2 separate regions of the Homo sapiens genome follow, and region 1 is linked to region 2. A link is an interaction called in ENCODE POLR2A ChIA-PET data of the cell type or tissue named here. Cell type or tissue: GM12878. All regions are shown on one strand. Each heading gives the region's core, and the rest is flanking DNA. Links, peaks and the distances in the headings are about the cores only.

Region 1 (4,672 bases), core at 482-4,481, 67 kb after region 2:
TTGTCAACCCCAGGCTGGAGGAGTTCAATTCCTTTTTATTTGGTGAATTCCTTAATTGGATTTTGTTTGCCGATCTTACTTTCTCACATTGTAAGATTTTAATAAATCATTATAATCATTCCCTCATGTCTTACAAAAATAACCTTTCTGACGGTTCCCGAATGACTTTTTTTCTTCTGTGTTTGCATCATGGGATTATTAGTGTAGCTTACAAATGAATCAGAAAAGGGCTGTGCAGCTGAGGGTATATTTCCATTATTTTCTAGGTGTGAACTTGGAGCCTGATAACAAGGAACCTGTGAGGTCACGCTTGGCTGGGAGGGCACAGCAGGTCTTGGCATATTATCTCCTGTCTGGATTATTGATGAGATCCACTGCTTGGAAACAGGAGAGAGATCTCCTATCTGCTTGGTTATTAAAGCCTCTGCAGGAAACAGGTTTATTGGTGATGTATGTACACTGGGGCTTCTGTTGCATTCTCAGCTCAGATTCTTCTGTGTCTGTTACTGTTGATGACTGCATAAGGAAGAACTTATTTTGTTCAACTGACGTGTTTGTTGAATGTCTGGCTCAAAATATACCTCTCCTAAGAACTTCCATGACTGACCTTTTGCAAGGCTGAAGGACATGCTTGGTTACCCATTAGGAACTGGACCAGGAACCCAAGTCTTTTTCTTTCAATTTTCAGAGTTTTGCAGTTTGCTCTTTGGCTTGTGGATGCCAACACTTAGAGTTTATATAGTCAGTTTCTGCGATCCTGAGATGTATTTTTTTTTGCAATTGCAGTTGGTTGTTTCTCCTCCTACAGTTTGTTTAGCCTCTTCCTCATCCATTATCCTCCAGGCTGTATCTGAAGTGGGCATAGGAGGAGTGCCCTTCCCATGACCTGCACAATGTTCACAGCCCCTTTCCTGTTGGTGGGGCTTTTGGAGAAGTTGGGGTTCCCTTGGGGGATTGGCAGTTACAAGATTTTTCAGATGAGGACTGTGGTTTATTTGGCAATTCAATGCCCTAAGAGACTTAAGAGCATTCAGGTCGATTTGTTTCCACTTTGTTCCACGTGTGAGTGACCAAGGCAAAGATCTCAATCTAGACCTAGAAGCAATTTTTAAGCCTGAAAAGCTCACTTGTCTCGATTCTCTGTTTCTCCCTCCTCCCTCTGCCCTTAAACTAAAGTCAACCATCTTGAGGCCATGTGAAAAAATAGGCTTGGATGGAAAGGTGCACCCTTAATCTAATCTTTGCCATGGATTGGCCCCCTCGTTTGGTGGGGAACTCTTCATGGGACATGTTGAAAAAGACCTCACATCTTTATCATTTTTTAATTCATGTTTCTTACCATATTGAATTGGTTTTTGCCACTTGTAACAAAAGGATTCCTGATGAATGCCTCCTGTGTTTGGAGTCTTATTTTATTCTTCCTCTCTGTAGCTGCAGGGTCTAATATATACCTAATTTATAATCTGTGTAGGTGCCAATTACATATGTAATTGTGTGAGCATATGTATATAAAAACTTAGAAGCAGATATGCCCCTGAGAGCAAAATAAAGAATAAAGTTCCTAAAACATACAGAGAAAAAGATAATGTAGGAGAAAGAAAGCAGACGTTTTAAAGTATGCGTTGTTTGAGCTTTTATGCGTCTGTCAAACAACCCTGAAAGTTCCATCACGTGTGATATTTTAAATTTTGCTCCCAAATGGAGAAAGGCATCTTCCCACCCCTCTGCTGTGAGTCAAACCACTCAAGCAGGGCTGTGGCTGTCAGTGTGAAGCCAGCTCTTCCAAGGACCCAGGGGAAGCTGCCATCGCTGCCGTTTCTGCCTCTGCCTTTCTTTGCTCAAAAGTTGGCAAATGCTGGTCATGTCGTGGATCTATTTATAGTAGGCACACGTCTACCCACCTTGTTCTTTTCTTAGCATCAACTTGACATGCTATCAATTATCCATGAGGTGAATGACAACACAAGGGAAGTTATTTGAGGCAGGTGCCCTGAGGTGAGAGATGAGGGGGTGGCAGAGGTCGCACAGTGACAGCTCCGAATGAAAAGGGTAAAACAAACGTCCCTTGCTGCATCTGGCTGGTGAATGATTGCAGACAGGTTGGTGGGAAACCCTGAGCTGGTCACGCAGCAGTCTCCCACTGCCCTTCTTCCCTGTGCCTGCTGATGTTTGAAAAGCCCATTTGAAACAGACAAGGGGCAGGACCTGAAGATGTGATCTCCCTCCAGTGGAGGTCATTTTTGTTATTCTCTTAAGCCACAGGAGGGGAGGACACAAGGACCTCCTGGGGACAGGGGGTGGATGTGGCAGAGGCTGATACTCTTCCTCCACGTAGGAGCATTTCTGGTGGGAGTGAAGCAGCCACCGGGGGATGAAAACAGGGTGCCCCATTCCTCACTGCCTTTGAACCAGCAGGGAGGCTATTCCTGGCAGCAGCAGTGCACCTGCCCCTGGCCCACAGTGCCTCCCACCTTCTTTACATAACCCCCCATGACCCCTCTTGGATTCTAGACTACCCTGTTTTTGCTCCTCCTCACTGACAACATAGTTCCCAGTTAGGGGAACTACTACTTCTTCTTCTCCTCCCCCTCCACGCTCCTCCTCCTCCTCCTCTTTTTTAATGTTGTAATAGAAACATTGATTGCCCATTTCAGTGGGACTGGCTACCCTGGTGTCCTTTTTTTATTTATATGCCATTAATTTGGGGCTGCTCTGTAGGAGCTGGTGGCATTTACTCTCAAAGCTGCTCTAACGATGATGCTGATGTTATTGTTTTAGCTCCAGGAATTGAATTGCTCATGGCAATAGAGGCGACTTCTGCTTTGTCTGTAGCCTCATAGATCACCCCTCCTGTCTATGTCCTCTGTCCACCTTGGATTTTGAATGTGAAGAGAGAGAGAAAGATTGAATTATGGTCAAAGAGAGTGGAAAGCAAATTAATTAAACCTCTATCAGCCTTGCCTTCAGATATAAACTGACTCAGACTTTACAACCCGTTCCTCTCTAAGTTTGCTCAACTCCCCTCCTCCTGCTCCCACTCTGTTCCGTTCCTTTGGGCAATGAGGTACTAAACTACCTCTGTGATAAATGTGTGTGTTGATTCCTTAGGGATAGAGCGGCTGTGCCCTGAAAGGCCTTGGAACCCTCGCAAAATTCCTAAATACATGTGGTGGGCACTCCAGCAGTTGCTGGCAGACTCTCCCAGGGATCCCGGCTGAGTTTAATACTGTCTGCCAGGCTAATCCACTTTCCGGGGCAGTGTCTAGCACCAGAGACTCTCTGTCTGGAAGTATCCTGGCCATTTAAATGACTCCAGGTTCCTGGGGATCAGTTTGCAGCCTTTGTTATCTTTTGGCAGAGCCACCTTGCTTTTCCTTTCTCATCTTCTCTGTAGTCAGACCACTCAAGTGTAACTTTGTTTATTATTTAGGGACCTCATGGGGAGAAGTTGAGATGATTATCCTGAGTACAGAATAGCCAACTTCCAAGTGGGTATTGTGGGTGTGCGTGTGTGTGTGTGTGTGTGTATGTACATTCGTATGTACTAGCATGCACTAGTAACACGTGTATGTTTGTGAGTGATACTGGCTGTCTAGGAAGGATGAGTAGGGTTTGGATGAATCTCTTTTGCAGGAACCAAAACAGGTGCAAAATACCCGTGTCAGAGTCCTCAGATGGCTGGTGAGTGGAGGTGTAGCAGGACAAGCCGCAGACAAAACCCCTCAGACACTGAGTTAAAGAAGGAAGGGCTTTATTCGGCCGGGAGCTTCGGCAAGACTCACATCTCCAAAAACCAAGCTCCCCAAGTGAGCGATTCCTGTTCCTTTTAAGGGCTTACAACTCTAAGGGGGTCCATGTGAGAGGGTCGTGATCGATTGAGCAAGCAGGGGTTATGTGACTGGGGGCTGCAAGCACTGGTAATCAGAATGGAACAGAACAGGACAGGGATTTTCACAATGCTTTTCCATACAATGTCTGGAATCTACAGATAACATAACCCGTTAGGTCAGGGGTCAATCTGTAACCAGGCCCAAGGTGCGGCGCTGGGCTATCTGCCTGTGGATTTCATTTCTGCCTTTTAGTTTTTACTTCTTCTTTCTTTGGAGGCAGAAATTGGGCATAAGACAATATGAGGGGTGGTCTCCTCCCTTAGCGGAATTCCGTACATTTTGTTCTAAGTTATAACCAAAAAACTGAAGTTTATAAATATGAGGCCTTCCTTTTCCCTCTTTGTAGACTAAAGTTTGTGAACCAGGACCCCCTATCGATACCTTTTTAGGGATTGTGAGATCTGACTTTTTTTTTTTGTATTGTTGATTTTGCTATTTCTCAGGGATGGGAGTTCACCACCCACACTTTTGTGCTGTTACTATTTGACCACCTCTTCCTCTTTGCTCCCCCCACAACTTTTATTATCCAGGGAGAAATCTTTTGGAATAGGATAGAAGAGGTTTCTGGGGATAAGTTTTGGAAATAGGCAAATTTTTAGTCTGAAGGACATTGTAGTAGGATTTATGATTCTGAAATGTAGTGATTGTATGTAGTTATGTATTTGGGTACACAGCCTTATGTACATTGCGTTAAATACATTTAAATAATTGGATAATGCCTAGACATAATTAATAAAGTGATGCTGCTTTGTTTCTTTTGTTATTATCATGTTATTATTATT
Region 2 (4,672 bases), core at 556-4,555:
CCTCCTTTTCTGACTTATGCCTTGTCTGATGGAACAAACAATTTTAAGAAGGAGAAGAACAACACCAGCCTCCTCAATGAGGTTTTTTCCCCAGGAACTCTCTTCCTATTTTTAGATGACCAAGTTGAAAAAGTTTTTCAGGATGTGAAACATCCGCAGGAGCTTCTTTGCAGAGGGTACATGGGAGTCAGATATTTAGAGTCCTTTTATGTCTGAGAATATATATACATTTTACCTTCACACTTGACTGAGAGCTTTTCAGGTTATGGAGTTCTAGATGGGAAATAATTTTACCTCAGAAATGTGAAGGCATATCTCTGTTGCTGCTGTGCTTACAGAGTCACAGCTGAGAAAAATTCCATTCTAATTCTCAATAACTTTACATCTTTTTCTTTCTTTCTGGTTTATTTTTAACATTTTTCCCTTTATATACATTGTTTAGGAATTTCAAAACTGGTGTACTTTGTATAGGTACATATATTCATGGGTTTTGGGACCTTTTTAGATCTCTTCGCTCTAAAAACTTTTAATGCCAAGAAATTGTCTGGTATTTTTTTTTTTTGGGTTGGGGGAGAATATTTTCCTCCTCCCCAATTTACCAGTTGCTTTTTTCCTGGAATTTATATTAAATAGCCAATGTATCTACTGAACTATTCCTCTGATTTTTTTTTTCTATTAAAGTTCTCCTTTACCTTTTATTCTTCTTTCTGGGAGATTTCCTCATTTGTTTGCCATCCTTTCACTGGATTTTTAAATTTTTTGTGATCATACTTTTTATTTCTATGAGCTCTTTCTTGTTTTCTGAGGTTCCTTTTTGTTTTATTTTATTTTTGTTACATAGCTTTAATATCTTCTTTTATTCATTGAGGGTATTAATAATAATTTTTGGATGTTGTATTCACCCTACATTAATTCTGTTTTCTTCAAAAATTTTCTTCTCTTCATGCTGATAGCTTCTCTTTACATTGGAGGCTGTTCAAATGTCTGATGATCCAGTAATATTTAAGAGAGAGGCCCCAAAAGGCTGAATGGAAGCTCGGTGTGCATGTCTGTGACTTATGCTTCACCGTGGGGTCCTGGTTTGTTTTATTGAAAAAACCCTAAACTTTAGCATTTTCTGTTTAGTTTTCTCAGAGAAGAATCCTCCACTTTCCTTAAGAGTTCTACATCTATCTTTTTTCTGAGGCTGAATAATAATAATAATTATTATTATTTTGGAGACAGAGTCTTGCTCTGTCCCCCAGGCTGGAGTGCAGGGGAGTGATCTCGGCTCACTGCAACCTTCACCTCCTGGGTTCAAGTGATTCTCCTGCCTCAGCCTCCTGAGTAGCTGGGATTACAGGCATGTGCCACCACGCCTGACTAATTTTTGTATTTTTAGTAGAGACAGGGTTTCGCCATGTTGGCCAGGCTGGTCTCGAACTCCTGACCTCAGGTGATCCAACCGCCTCAGCCTCCCAAAGTGCTGGGATTACAGGTGTCAGCCACCGCTCTGTGCCCTGAGGCTGAATTATTATTATTCAGTGGATAGGCTTTCATTTGCTCTCTCTGCTTTTAGTAGAGGGTCTCACACTCAAACCCAGCTGCGGTTGTATTTTCTAGTTCTCTCTGGTGTAGCTTTTTTAGAAACTAAATCTCCAGTCTCATAGCTGTGTGTGGCACATGGGAGTAGTCAGAGGTCCTCAGAATGGGGGTCTAATTACTCTCTAGAAAGGATTCTTCCTGTTTTTGGCTCCTCCTCACACCCTCACCTTCAGCACTACCTGATGCCTCTAGTTTCTGAGCTTTTCTGGAACTCTGTGGGGTGACCCCACCTCTTTTTGTTTGCTGCTTCCTTCTTAACACATTTAATTTCTGGATTTGTCTACTCTGCCTGCATTCAGCTCACTTCGCAGCTTCCAAAAAGGTTGTCATCTGTCTCTTTTATTGTCATCTCCTGTTTTCTTTCTTTTCTTTCTTTCTTTTTTTTTTTTCTGATGTATGTCTTTTATTTCCTTGACTTTCATCTTACTGGGAGTTTCTGGAGAGAGCTGGGCTAAAAGTATGTGTCCAGCTCACCATAGTGACCTGGAAGTTGCTTATTCTGTTTTGCTTTACAACAATAGAAAAGTTAACATATTCGTGTATTTCTTCAGAATTTTTAAACAATGTTGTTCTTAGTTCCTCTTACTTCTAAAGGACTTTTAAGAGTTTTTTTAGGTATTTCATCTTTCCCAATTCTCTGTCTGTGACCAGGGGTGAATTGGTAATTTTACATCTTTTTTTCAAGCATTCCAAGTAGAGGAGGCACCCCCTGTGACTTCCAGTGGCATTCTGCAGCAATTAAGTCGCATTCATTCAGCTCATCATTTACCTTGCAGCCATCAACTCCTTTCAAAATATCCCTTTGATTGTCAGTAACTACGGACGTGAAGCTGTGGGTTTCTTCCAGGAACAATGCTCTTCTCTGTAGCCTGTGTTCTCCCAGTTTTCTGGGAAGCCCTGAGACTTGTCATTCTCCTAGCAGCTCAGATGTCATTCTCCTCAAACACCCAGATTTCATTTAGCACCAACGAGGTGCTCAGTCTGGGATTTCTGAGGGACTGTCACTGGGGAGAGGCTGTTGCTAATGAGGTGCAAATTGGCAGCAGCTGGGGAGGAGCTGCTCTCCCCCTCTAGGGCTGGGCCCCAGGGGAGGAGGGGAGGGTTGCTCTGACATTTTCAGAGGAGGTTGGTGAGGGGCCGAAACTAGAGACTCCTCACCCTTTAGCAAGGCCTGATGCCGGCTGGGGGAGGCCCTTGCGTCTTGCTGAGAGGCTGGTCTGGTCTCACACAGCCCCACCTCCAGAGTTGCTGCCAGCTGGCTAATTTCTTGGCTGCCTTTTCTGGCTGGCTTTACTTGCAAGCAGGAGAGGCCATGATCAGACACGGGGTTTTCCCAGACATTGGAGAGACAGCTAAGAAGACCCACAGCCCCCAGAGACACTGTCCTTGGGATTGGTGTTCTAGAAGGTTATGAGGTTGGGGTTTGGTGGTGGAAGAGGGGTTACTGTAGCAACTGTTGAAACAAGAGAGCCCATCCATCTCCCCCCAGCATTTGCCCGCCTGTTTTACATGGAAGAGCCTCTTATGCATTAAACTGTTCACCTGAGTGCTCCCACCAGCTGCGCTTCTCTGCTTCTGCAAGGTGCAGGGCTCTCACAGCCATTTTCATCTGCAAGGGTCTCTGCCAGAGCTGTGGCAGAGTTTTCTGTGGGATGAATCAGAAACTATGTTCTGATGAAGAGAAAATGGAGGGCAGTGGGTGGATGTGGAATGTCAGTAGGTAGTTAAGTGGCTTTTTGTCTCCTGGTCTGTCTGACAAAGTGTGCTGATTGGGGCCTCCTGCTGTGAGATTCATTTGGGTGATCTTGAGCAAATCTCTTAATTTCTCTGACTTTAGCATCCTTCATCTTTTTTCTCTGTATCTCATTTTTTCTAACTTTTTAAGGAGCACACTGAGTGCTAGCCTAGATGCAAGGATGAGTGAAATGAATAAAATGCAGTCCCTGTCCTCACAGAACTCACCTTCTGGTGGAAGAAGGTGGACATATGAATAACATAGACTTACACATGATGAGAAATGCACTATGTCGAAGGCATGCAAGAAGTGTCATGGGATGATGAAGGAAGGGGCAACGATGCTCTCTGAGAGGGTCAGAGAATGCCCTACAGCGGTAGTGACATTTGAACTAGTTGTTGAAGACTGATTCTGTAGGGGGACAAGGAATAGTAATGGAGGTTTGAAAAAACATGGTGTATTCTAGAAAAGACAAGTTGTTTGTTGACACTAGCATGCATGTGCAGGATGAACTGGCAGGCTGTGGGGCTGGCAGTGGACTAGGTCAGATGATGTAGAGTGCTTGCCATACAATGAGTTTGGATCTCACCTTCTTGGGGATGGGGAGTTGTGCTGGGCTGTGCAGAGAACCATGATCAAATATTTGCTAAATGAGTAGGCTGGGCCATATGATCATTTAAGATCCCTTGTAGTCTGGCTGGGCGCGGTGGCTCACGCCTGTAATCCCAGCACTTTGGGAGGCTGAGACGGGCAGATCACAAGGTCAGGAGATCAAGACCATCCTGGCTAACACGGTGAAACCCCGTCTCTACTAAAAATACAAAAAATTAGCTGGGCGTGGTGGCGGGCGCCTGTATTCCCAGCTACTCAGGAGGATGAGGCAGGAAATGGCATGAACCTGGGAGGTGGAGCTTGCGGTGAGCCGAGATGGCGCCACTGCACTCCAGCCTGGGCGACAGAGCGAGACTCTGTCTCAAAAAAAAAAAAAAAATTCCCTTGTAGTCTGAAGTTCTTGGATTTTCTGTGTGGGTACAAAGCTGTGGGTCTGGGAACACAGCTTCGTTGAGGAGTGTTATCTGGTGTAACGTCTGTGAGTAGGTGTTTAAATGTGGGCTGTACTCAATAGCTATATTAAGAGGTAGCATCAAGCAGGGAGTGGAGCACCAGGTTCCCAGTTAAGCTGGAGTTTAAATATGCAAGTCTTGTTTCAGCCTTTGATCGTGCTTTTGACCATGGCTAAAGCACTTAATCTGTCGAAGAGCCTTAGGATCATCACCTGTAAAATGGAAATTTCCACTTCTGTGCAGTTGGGAGGGCTTTTTGTAGAAGCTTTATTTGACAATGATTTTTCTG

The links. ChIA-PET counts read pairs that join two places held together with the same protein. Peaks named below come from ENCODE experiments on the same cell type or tissue, not always from the same donor. Only the 100,000 strongest peaks of a DNase experiment are listed, where the experiment ranks them.
Region 1: POLR2A ChIA-PET joins it to region 2 with 7 read pairs; 1 of 35 experiments calls an interaction of 5 or more read pairs at or near these places.

The regions. Positions count from the first base shown.
Region 1 is chr7:137,751,901-137,756,572 of GRCh38, reverse strand. The region is part of intron 1 of DGKI (diacylglycerol kinase iota); the gene reads left to right. Among named protein-coding and RNA genes, the nearest start is that of DGKI, 93 kb to the left of the region's middle. RefSeq lists an enhancer at 1,824-2,324. In GM12878, for the core only: no CTCF peak of the experiment used is centred there; a DNase peak (open chromatin) is centred at 1,996.
Region 2 is chr7:137,818,952-137,823,623 of GRCh38, reverse strand. The region is part of intron 1 of DGKI (diacylglycerol kinase iota); the gene reads left to right. Among named protein-coding and RNA genes, the nearest start is that of DGKI, 26 kb to the left of the region's middle. RefSeq lists enhancers at 2,793-2,842, 2,868-3,648. In GM12878, for the core only: no CTCF peak of the experiment used is centred there; a DNase peak (open chromatin) is centred at 2,836.